2 separate regions of the Mus musculus genome follow, and region 1 is linked to region 2. Evidence: chromatin contacts called from ENCODE Hi-C or POLR2A ChIA-PET data. All regions are on one chromosome and are shown on one strand. Each heading gives the region's core, a stretch centred on a gene start or an enhancer-like site at or near the end of the contact. The rest is flanking DNA. Distances are from core to core; before and after follow the strand shown.

What was found. Hi-C counts contacts between places; a loop is a spot of excess contacts on that map. ChIA-PET counts read pairs that join two places held with the same protein, here RNA polymerase II (POLR2A).
Region 1: a loop to region 2 is called in a map of heart, with 5 times the contacts of the local background. The contact joins the promoter of Mrpl39 here to the promoter of Jam2 in region 2. A Hi-C loop is called at or near these places in 13 of 37 maps with a recorded cell type or tissue (T-helper 1 cell, gastrocnemius, heart and 1 more). POLR2A ChIA-PET finds 5 or more read pairs at or near these places in 4 of 5 experiments (all embryonic stem cell).

Annotation. Positions count from the first base shown.
Region 1 is chr16:84,733,197-84,739,106 of GRCm38, reverse strand. It overlaps Mrpl39 (mitochondrial ribosomal protein L39), which reads left to right and starts at 3,863. Exons shown (of 10, transcript NM_017404.5): 1 at 3,863-3,953; 2 at 4,494-4,700. The coding sequence starts at 3,890. Gm32202 (predicted gene, 32202) reads left to right here. Exons shown (of 2, transcript NR_168512.1): 2 at 1-24. It also overlaps the pseudogene Gm26153.
Region 2 is chr16:84,770,634-84,776,531 of GRCm38, reverse strand. Jam2 (junction adhesion molecule 2) reads right to left here and starts at 2,409. Exons shown (of 10, transcript NM_023844.5): 1 at 1,979-2,409. The coding sequence starts at 2,045.

The DNA of each region.
Region 1 (5,910 bases), core at 2,614-5,113, 39 kb after region 2:
AAAAATATTATGTTGTAGAAAAAAGACTGAAGACTAGAAAAGTCTTAACAACACACATGCATATGTATGTATGTATGTATGAATTCTATCCTTTTGTAAAACAAACAGAAAAACATTATCAACAAGCAATACTATACCTTGATGGCCTATACCCTTGGTTTCCTCTCTAATATTAAGAAAGAACTGGCAAGATTTTTTATTGGGTTAGGGAAGAACGGGCTGCTGTAAATGGAGGGATTGAAGGAGTCAGTTGCATTGTACATCTTTGTTCTATTATTATTTTTTAAAATCTTTTTGCAGTGCTAGGATCAAACCCGGAGCCATGAGCGTGCTAGGCAAGTATTCTCCTACTTGGCTACATCCATTGGCTTTTGAACATCTTTCCATTCAACTGCCTTTTGTATTTCCAGAGGCGTCTGACACACACTGGGAGGTTCCCGGGAAGTCAGATCACAAAGAACTTGATAAAGAATGAAAGTAGAGGAACCATACTGCTTAATTTCCTGGATCAGCAGAGAGGGAAATATACACTTTTTTTGACCTGCTTTTTATTCTTTGTTATTTCACAGCAGTATGAACCATTGAAATAGAGCCTTGATGCAAAAAAAAAAAAAAAAAAAGAAAGAAAGAAAAAAAGTGTGTGTGTGTTTATGAGGGGCATGTAAAATTCATATTACCTGCTCCTTAAATTACTTGATTTATAAAATTCAGCTTATTTCATGTGCTTCATAGAGCTGCAATTATAAGTACTATGGTTGATCCTTGGCCGTCTAATAAGTTCTAAAACCCATTACCATGTATACATTGAGGCTACAATCCCATTTCTCAGGAGCAGCTCCCAGTAAAACATTGAATGGATGTACGAGAGTTTAGCCAATTTCCAGTGGTGCCACCTTTGAGTAATGGATATAAGAAAACAAACTGAGCAATCCAGGGCAAGCAAGCCAGTAAGCATCACTCCTTCATGGCTTCTGCTTCAGTAAGTGCTTTTCCATTCCTGCCTTGGATTCCTGCCTTGACTTCCTCTAGAAGTGGAGTGTGACCAGAGAGTGGTAAGATGGAATCTTCCTCCTAAAGTTGCTTTTGCTCATCTTTAATTATAGTAATAGAAACCTTAACTAACACACAGGCATTTCTGCTGATTAAAATCCTAGCGTGCTGAACTCTGCCTGCCCCCAGCTTCATGCTGAGCTCTGTTCCTCCCAGAACGCCACTAAGATACTTCATACAACTTTTCCAGGCACAGACTCATACGTTTAGTATGTTGCATTTGGATCAAAAGAGTGAAAATATATGCGGGGCTCCCCACTTGTTCAGGAAACCATATGTATATTTGACACCATGGCCATCAGGAATGAGCCGCTTCTCATCAACCATTTCTTAAACTCATCTGCATTCAACTTGGTGCAACCTCATTCCTTTGGGATGTGGATCTTGTGATGGACAGGGAACTTGAGCTTCAGTCATGAGGCTTGATGTCCCATATTCTGCAGCTTGGTGCAGAATGACATAACAACCGACCTGGCAATGTGAATCATGGCCACTAGGGTTACCCAAAGGCATCACACATACCTGTCCAGAGCCTAGAATGGGACAGCATTGAGATCAGAGACTTGAATAACTGCCAGGAAATTGCCTCCAAGGTCCTTCAGAGCAACCCATATAGGCAACAGGCTCCATACACTACCAAGGAAGCTGCTGTTTGCAACCATCGCACACCATATCTCCATGGGGAAAGGACTAGTATATATGTCCAAATTCCTTATTGTAATTCTTGTTGTTACTAAAAGTTTTTCATAGTGTACTGTGCCTTTGAGTCTGTTCTTCAGTGTGTTCCCACTAACACCCACCAATTCAAATCACAGTGTTAGCAAAGAGTGGATTATCTGGGGAAAGGACTCAGCAAGTTTAGCAAGGAAGGGAGGGGAACAATTGGAAATGTTTAGTGACACGAAAGTACTGCAATGAATGAATCCTAATACTTCGAATGCTAAATTAAAAAAAAAAGGTGGGGGGGAAACTGTCATGAATTTGGGCAACAAGAGCCTCCTTAATGGTTGGTGGTACACGCCTTTAGACTTAGCACTCAGCAGGCAGAAGTGGGCAGATCCTGAGTTCAAGGCTAGCTTGGACTTTACTCCTGTCTCTAAGAGGAGGAGGAGGGAGAGAAGGAGGAGGAGGAGGGGGGAGGAGGAGGAGGAGGAGGAGGAGGAGGAGGAGGAGGAGGAGTGGCTCAGTTGTTCTTGCAGCGCAAAACCATCTGTAACTTCATTTCCAAGGGATCTGATGCCCTCTTCCGACCTTCTCTAGCACCAGGCAAGCATAGACAGGTATGCAGGAAAAAAATTATACATATTTTGAAGGAACTCTTGGTCAAAAGTCTATCTTGGGTAGGTCTCTCCAACTCTCCAAACGTTGCTTGGCAGACATTCAAGGCAGTTGTGTGGGTTAATAAACAGTTTTATAATTAGCATATATTCAGTACTTGTTGGTCAGTATCACCTGTGGCATCCTTCCAGCAAAATTACTTTCTGCGATAGTAGACGCTCCAATCAGCTGTGTGCAGATGTGCTTATGATTAATTTTTCTCAAGCTAACGTCCAGAGGATTGTTTTAAATGTGGCCGTGAACTATAGTTTTCGGGGTGGGGTGAAATGGACACAATCTCTAAAAGCTGTGAAGCTGAAAGCTTTCAGGGGAACCATAGAACATTTAAGGAAGAAACACACATGCACGCTCACACGCGCGCACACTTTTCCAGAGTTGATTTAGAACTTCTATTGTTAGGAAAAGGTGTGTTAAGTAGCTAAAGGCTTCTCCAGCTCCTACCTAAGCCTTCTTGAGGAGGGATTGCAGGCATCAGTCACTATTCTCGGCCGAGGACTTTACATGAGATAGGCCAGTACAATATTGAATGGTTGAATCCAAATTTATACTTACATGTCTTGCCTTAAAGATGAGGAAAGGTCTTAACACTTTCCCTATGCAATTGTAAACATGTATTATTTGGGCCAAGGAGACAGCACATTTGTGTGGCATAAAACATAGCATTTGTGACCGAGCTTACCCTTCCGCCTGGTGGCAGTGTGTGCTCCACCACAAGTTAAAAGTAGGGATCATGTGAAAATTCCTGACTAAATTTATAAAACTATATTGGTTCATTGGTTCAGCTTTGCAGAAGTAAAGAATGCTGCTCCAACGGGAACGTGCTGGCACCACAAAGGCGTTAGATGTAGCAGTGTGTTTTTACCAACCGTCATAACAAATATTTGCTGAGCTGCCAAGCACGGTTTGCGTTTCTGGGATACATCCAGGGACGAGACACAGATTCCCGGTTACTCCGTGCAGTCGTGCCTAGATCATTCGGAAAAGAGTTCTAGGACGTTCTTTGCAAAATCAACACGACGTGTTTCCAAGAGCCCAGGAACGTGGCCGACTAAACGGTGAACCGGGTTCAGCCCCACTGCAGCCGACCTGAAACTCACTTTTGCAAACCTCTTTTATTTCCACCCTCTAGAGTTGTACCCGGCGTGGCTGGCCAGACTGTCAAAGACGTAACGCAAAGAGTCCTCCTCTAATTTTTTTCTGCCGGGAATCTGGAACCCTCGTGAGACAAAGGCGCCTGTGTGACTCCTCTGTCCAATAGACACTTCTGCGACTCCTCAGGGCAGCCGGTCGTCCCCGAGCCAAGGACAAGACTCGCAGCGCGGCCAAGGGTGAGCCATCCAAGGAGAGGCGCGCATGCGCCCCCGCGTGGCTCGGCGCGCTCCTAGCATCCGGTCCCGAGCTGATCAGTCCTACGGAACCTCCGCCGCGGGTTCCGCGTTTCCGGGGGAAGAGGGACGAGAAGGACCGGGACGCCGAGCTACCTTGGCTACTTCGGGAAGCCATGGCTACCGCGGTGGGAAGGCTGGTTCTTCGGCGGCCCGGCGCGGGCGGCGGGGCTCGCTGGAGTGAGTTTTTTGTGTTCCCGGTGTGGGAAGACAATCTGGGGTGCAGGAATCAGGGAAAGAGAAGGGATGCGGGCATGGGCGGCTCTTGTGGGGGGTTTTAGGAGCCCCAGTCTTCGGCAAACATGTCCCCATCTCCCAGGGAGTGAGGACTCGCGCTTGCCTAGCCAAGTCCCTTGCTTTGGGGTGTGGAAGAAAAGTTCAGCATTTCTCATGCTAGCTATTGATCGTTTGGACACGGGGATTCCGCCTTCCTGGAGCGTTCTCCTCCCCTCCAGACCGTTTCCAACTACAACTTTGCTCTCCTTCCCAATCGAGTCTGGTTTTAGGACGCCACTGAGGAAATCGGTGGTGATGTGAGAGTAAATCAGAGCCCAGCGTTTTTGTTTTTTGTTTTTTCGTTGTTGGATCCTAAATTATTAACATTATAAAGTGGTTCAAGTTTGCCTCAGTCGAATTTTTGACTTATGTTCTGCAAAATTCTACCGTTTTCAATACTTGTTACAGGTCCAGAGTAAACTACGTACTTTGCTTTCTTAATAGGATTTATAGCGACGTCGCCAGCTGCCGAGCTGTCACCCACGGAGCTGACAGAAATGCGGAATGATCTGTTTAACAGAGAGAAAAGCAGGCAGTTATCGTTAACCCCCCGAACGGAGAAGATCGAAGTTAAGCATGTTGGGAAAACTGATCCCGGCACTGTCTTCGTGATGAATAAAAACATCTCAACCCCTTACAGTTGTGCCATGCGTAAGCAGCAGAACAATGTTGACCATTTTACACGCGCTGTGCAGAGCACTGCAGAGGGGAACATGCTGTCATTACTTGGCGAAGCTGTAGAATTTATTTGCAGCCATTTTGCCACCCACTGTCCCCTTTGTTTTGTGGGTACGGTGGGTATCGTAGCATTTCTCTGCTGTACAGGTTGTCTCCCTAGTTTGTCTGAATATGACTATGTAATATGCATGTTCTGGGAGCATTTATCTAGCAGGTCTCATTAAAGTATTTTGAGGGTTGTTTTTTTGGTTTGTTTTGGTTTGTTTTTTTCTTGAGTTTTCATTTATTCTACCTTTATCTTTTTAGTTTTTTTTTTCCCCCCGAGTATATGTCTCATCTCCTTCCTACTTGTCCCATGTTGTGGTTTTATCTAGTATAGGTACTAAATGTGTGAATGGAAACATAAGTATAGTGAATGCTGACGTTAATTGTTTTGTTTCTATTGTTAGAGAGGTCGTTGGCTGTAAAGGTACTGATAGGATTTGGATAGGGCTTCCATAGATAGGATATTTAAACTGAAATATCTCCCGAATAGTAGATAGGCACGGTTGGCTGTTGTTTAGCTTTTTAAAAGACTCTGTAATAGTACCATTAGGGTAATTGACAGCATTGGTTCTAGGTAAGGCTCTGATGTGTACTCAGTCTCCACTCTGGCAGTTAAACAAGCACTGGTGATAATGACTCATTTGATTTTCATGTATTTCGTAGCACATGCTGTGTGGTAGACAGTAGGGGATTATAGAGGAGAGTAAGACAAGCCTAAGGCCCTAATGGGACTCTGTACACACCATATGCAGAGATGAAGTTTCTGAGCCACCCCCATCACGACCTCTAAGACCTTTGTTATGGAACGTATGTACTAATTGATATGTCAGACTCTAGTTTGATAATTTTTGTGAATATGTGTAAAATATGTATTCAGGGTTAGAATTTTCTTAGATAATGGAACTGATTAGAGGTCATTGGTTTACAATCAATTCACATTTATAATTTTACAGAGGTAACTATACTATTTAATTTGAAATGTCCGTGTCATGAGAGAGTGGAAGAAAGGTGGTTTGGGGGCAAGACTCTAGGTTAATTTAAGCAGATTTATGTGTGTGTGTGCAGATACTGTACTTGGTGGGTTTTGTGTGTCATCTCGACACAAGCTATCGTCATCAGAGAGAAAGGAGCCTCAACT
Region 2 (5,898 bases), core at 1,160-3,659:
ATTAGGAGAGGATGAAAATGTCTTTCCTTTCTCTTCCTTCTTCCTCCAAAAACCCTATGACATCATTTAACCACAAATGAAGCATCTGAGATATACCAGTTGAAGGAAATTTAACAGCGTAATTAACCAGCACCTGTCAAGGTCATAAAAAACAAGGGGTGTCTGAAATACTGCCACAGCCAAGAGGAGCATAAAGGAAGAAGACCGTTAATCCAAATGTGGTATCCCGGGACAGAAAAGGACATTCCATAAGAATGAGGAAGATCTAAGCAGAGTATCCCATGTGACACTATATAATAATAAGACTGTAATGGTGGTAACTGGGTATAGAGTATATGGGAACTATCTATGCTAATGTCCCCTTTCTTTACAGCTGAATTGTTTTTGAAAGTTTTAAATGTGTTAAAAGGGAAGAAAACACGCTTGAAATGCCAGACCTTCTGGCACTGAGGGAACAGTATGAGAAAGGTCCCGTGCTGCTTCCCAACTTCTTCCTTACAGGTATCAGAGTTAGTGGAGCCTGCCGATAACCTAGATATGGAAGAACTCATTCTACACATTCAGTATTAGCCTTCGCTGGCTTCTGGATTGACTACGCTGGAATGACAAACGGCATCTATTGTTTCTATTTTGATGACAGAATGGGAATAACAGAGAAAAACTATTTTATTTTTAAATGACTCCTGTTAAAGTGAGACTTAAAAGCTCAGAGGAACACAGAACTTTTCACCTTAACTTTTTGTTTTTTTAGTTACGCTACCTCCAGATTCCAGCTTCGTCGCTGATTTTCATACTCAGTACATTACCTCTCAAACCCTAAGTGTTCCGTTTGATACCAGCTGATATTTCAGCATGCATAAAGATTTCATTGCGAATGTCAACTTCCTGGCTTGATATATACCTCCCCCTGAGTCAGCAGGCACCCTGTTCGGGTTCTGAGCGGCAAATCGTTTTGTGAGCCCCCATCACTTTGGTCTGAGAAAAAGCCTCAGCGTTAGTGTTAAGACGTTCGTCGGGCAGAATAATTGAACTACTATTAAGTACTGTGACTAGAACTTGAACCTCAACAATAACACATTTACCCCTCCCTAGTGAAGAAACCAACAGAACAAAAGATAACAGGGAGGGGGAGGGTGTTTATCATCATCATCAACAACAACAACAACAACAACAACAAGGACTTCCTCACTTAAAAATAGATAGTAATTTCCTACCTTTTCCTAAAAAGTTAACGCGAAGAAAACAAAAATCAAATTTCAAATCACATTAGGCCAGCACCCGCGCAAATCCTCTTTCAAAGTACCCAGAGAAACTAAACTGGCTTTGGGACGCCTCCGCAGCTATGCCAGCTGCCAGCTCGCTCATTCATCGCCTGCGCCTTTCTAACAATCCTAACAGCCAGTCCCGCTGGCTGGACATCCCCTGAGGACACGGCAGCTGGCTGGAGCGGACAGACTTCTCTAAGCCGGTTTTGCAGGCGTAAAGGCGAAAAGCTACTGGGGCTCAGCTAATTTCACCCCGCTACCGCCTCTAAAGTGCTTTACCCAGCACCTTGCCCGGGGCAGCTGGGACCGTAACCACTGATCCCTCAGCCGCAGCTACTTAAGAGTGGCCTTCGCCAACCCCGGATGCCATCTTTCTTGGGCTCTTCGCATCTTGAATACTTAGAGAGTTTTGCATTCTGATCACGTCCCGGTGTCTTTGAAAACTTCCTCGGACTTTGCAAGGAGATGAGGATCGTCTGTTTTCTTCAATTCTTAACTGCCCAGATCCAACACTATTTACAAGACGCACAGGACTTCAGTCTCCCTGCCCAGAGCCTGCCCTCATCCAGATTACCCTCCGTGCTCCCAGACTGCAAAGCCTGGCGCCCCGAGACAGACCCCCTAGCACTGAGCGCCATGCCTGCAGGCGAGGGTCCCGGAGGCTGGTATAGCCAGACCGGAGGGTGGAAAGGACTGTTACCCCAGAGACTTACAGTCCAGGGCGACGATCAAGTAGTGTAGCAGCAGCAGCATCAGGAGGCCTTGGGGGCTCCTCGCCATCTACGCGGGCGCCAGCTGGCTGCCTAGCTGAGGGTCCCCCTGCAGGAGCGCGACAGGCGGCTGGGTCTCCCAGCACTTCGCCCGGCGGCGGAGCAGAGGAGGTCCCTGAGAGGTGGAAGCAGAGGGGCGGGTCCTGTCCCGATGTCAGTCTCTCCGGTCTGGGGTGTCTCCAGCGACTGTCGTGGGGGCAGGTCTTCTGGCCCTAGGACGTGGTGTCTGGGACAGTCCTTCTTTTGAAGGGTGGAAGAGGGTTGAGGGGAGGGCGTGGACGCGGGACGCGGTGTCCGCAGGGTCCTAAGCGAGTGGCGGCAGAGGACTAGCCTCTTGAGGGAGAACCCTGCAGGTCGGCCCCCCGCCCCCAGACTGATCCGCTTTGTGTCTAGTCCCGCGCTAGGCTGCCAGCTGTCCCCAGGGCGAGGAGCTGGGGGCAGGAGGAGCGCAGCCGGGTGGGATGGGCAGGGTGTGTGTGTGTTGGGAGCGGTAGTGGCTCGGTCTGTCTCGCCATGTCTCTCCTCTTGGCGCAAAAAAACTTCCTTTTCAGTGTTTTGCCTAGCGTGGGAGATATTTTTTGGAAAATTTCTATCTAGCGGACAAAACCGCTGGCGAAGCGCTCTTAAAGTATAGGGGCATGAGCTCAGCCCCTGCCTCTAGAAAGGGGGGGTGGGGAGGGGCGGAGGGGGCGGGGGACAAAGGCATCACTCAAGTTGCAAGTCAGGTCCCAGATTTTATCATCAGGCTTAGCCTCTTCTGGCTTCAAGTCCGTCCTCCCCGTCCCCCCAACCCCTTAGAGAGTTAAGGTGTGTTCTGGGCTCTTGGCTTCTTAGTTGTCATCTGGAAGTTCATCTAACGGTGTGAAATATTTATCTTGTTTCTTCCCCGTTATGTAACTGCCGCCTGTGGAGTTTTCCACATGTTAAAACTCTACAGCTGCCCTTTTGTCAGGTTTATTTTTGGTCTCATGTGCTTTTAAAAGGGAAATCCATTATGAATGCTCCAGTGCGTGCTTTAAAATTGACCCGCACTTCGGAAGCGTGCACTTGCAAAGGCGATTTTCACATTTCCTCTCCAGAACTGATGGCTGGGGCATTCAAGAAAATTGACCCGTCTGTGTAAAGGCCGTTGTCAGGTGAAGACATTTTTTAAAATCGTTTTAAATAAAGCTAAATAATAAATAATTATGTGTAGAGGATGGCTGATTTAGTGGTGGACCACTTACAAAGAATTGAGCCAGCCTTGCGGACAAAGGCTTAAGATATACTTAGATATGCAGAGCTGTGAGGAATGAGGCATCCCCACTGTTGCCTGGGCAACAGTGATGAAAGCTTTGGCCCTCATGGGGAAGGGGAGGGGACAGAAGACCCCTGAGGGCAAGAAAAGCAAAGTTAAAAAAAAAAAAAAAAAAAAAGGCAAAAATGGAGCTGGTAGCCCAAACTCACAAACAGTAAGGGAGTAAGGGTGTCATCTAACTTAAGACTTAAGGCAAAAAAAAAAAAAAAAAAAAAAAAAGACTTAAGGCCTGTGCTCAGAGACAGGTTAAGTCAATTGTCCTTGACAATCCAATTAAAAGAGTCAAATTAGTCGTGAAAACTGAGAAGAGAAAGGGAGAGATATTGATTGATTGATTGATTGATTCGATATAGCCACATTGTAGAGTTCCAGTGAACCCCAAGTCTGTCTTTGGGGCCCTGAAGTGAGATAAAATACAGAGCCAAGGATCCACACATCCATGCAGCCCACATCTAAGCCATTGTCTGGTCTTCAGTCTCGTCCTATAGGGTGGTAAGACAGGTTCTTAGAACCACGGGAATTGTGAGTGGCCCCTCTAGATGGCGCCTCCCCCTTCTCTCGGATGAGATGCCTTGGGGAAATATCCATTGCCTTGGCATTGTTTGCTTCAGTGGTTCTGATGTTGAGAGTGAGAGACGCATGTGCCTCTTTAGAGACTGTTTAATCTGTTTTCTTAGATTAATCTGTCATTTTGTTGTTGGTGTTTTATGGGTCTGGGGTCACTCAGAGATTCACCATGACCATAAATAAATTTTAATAGAAAGAGGGTGTTTTTTGTTTTTGTTTATTTGTTTGCCAAAACAGCATCTGAGAGTGATCCCAAGACACAGCCTCTAGACAAAGCAGCCTAAGGCATACAAAGGCAAACCCCACACGATTATACCTATAGGCAGCGTCTAATTTAACATATATGTTTTGTATTGGTCCTAGTCATATTTTTTGAGCAGAGTAATCAAGTTTGATTACGAAGGCAGAAATTGAAGTTGACCTACTACTTGCTAGAACAGCAAATTTTATACGACCAGTCTCTTTAAGATTAATCTTTAATGTCTGGGAGAAGTGGGCTTGTAGGGTAGAGCCTGTACAAGCTAAGGCCTTGCATGTTAGAGGCATTTTTTTTCTTTTTTTGGTCTCTCAAGCATAGTAAATATAAACTTTAAATGTAATGTCAACCATCATAGTTGCTGTTGGTTATTTGAGACAAGCTCTCTCTATATATAGCTCTGGCTGTCCTGGAACTCACTCTGTAGACCAGGCTGACCTCGAACTCATAGAGATCTGCTTCCCTCTGTTTCCTTGTACCACCACAGCGGACCCAAAATTTTAATACATTTTTACAAGACGAAGTTGTTATAGTCCTTCTCCCTCATCTTTGCTATAACTCTGTCTTTTTTGCTCTTCCTTAAAAAAAAAATCATGAAAAAAAAAAAGACAGAGAGCTTATTCTGTGACATTCTATTTAGTCATTGACTCATTCATTAACAAGCTGGCCAAGGCATCTGTCCAATGGCTACAGTGTATCTCCAGGGAGAGCACTGAGTAAGACCAAGCTTTGCTCTTAATAAACTCACAGTCTCCAGGAGTGAGACAGTTCCATTTGTAAATATTTCTAACATCACATGATAACTGTTGGGATGGGGGCCACAACAGCTGGCTTTATTTTATGCTTTCGTAATGGTAGAGTTTAAAAGTAGCAATACTTAATCTTCCCCAAAGGAGGAAATGTTAGCATTCCCACTTTACAGATGAGGAAAACTGGGCTGAGAGGTGCCCCGTGGCTCACCCAAAGTCAAGGAAAAGGGGATGGTCTCCCTGATGGGCATGAGGTCAGGGCTGTATTTCTTAGGTCTTCAAATATGGACTATTGGAAAGGAAAGAAGTAAAGGGTGGACATTTCAGGTAGGACAAATAGTAGTGGTGATAGCTGGGAGATCTAAAACTGGGGTTTGCTTAGGAGAACCAAGACTCTCCAGCCCTAGAATATAAACGGAATTGGACAGAGGACATAGCAGGGGAAAAGCGAGAGACTGGGTTACGTAAGAATGCTATTCAGCACGGTACTACTGACTCTGGACGTCATGCTGCAGGAAATGAGTCCTTTGAAAGCAATGTGGCAGGGGAGGAGAAGATACAGGTTAACTAAAGCAGCGTCATACCACATAGCTCAGGTGCTATTAACAAGGCCACCTGGGACGGCAGGTTTGCTCCTAACTCATTCCTTACAGTTTAGATTTATCTTTCCTGTGTTCTTTCTCTGGGGTTTCCTTTCCCTCTCTCCCCTCTCCATCCACCCTCCTCTCCCTCCTCCTTCCCTTCCTTATTTTGTTTTTCAGACAAGGTATCACTATTGTAGCCCTGGCTGTCCTGGACTTCACTCTGTAGACCAAGCTGGCTTTGAACCCAGAGCTTCAGAGATTTGCCTGCCTCTGCAGCCTAACTGCTGGGATTCAAGACATGCGCCCCCCCCCCCCCCCCCCCCCGCCACCACCAAGCTGGCTCTCATCTCACTTCTTACTGTAGCTACTTATGTGCCCCCCAACACACACACACACACACACACACACAC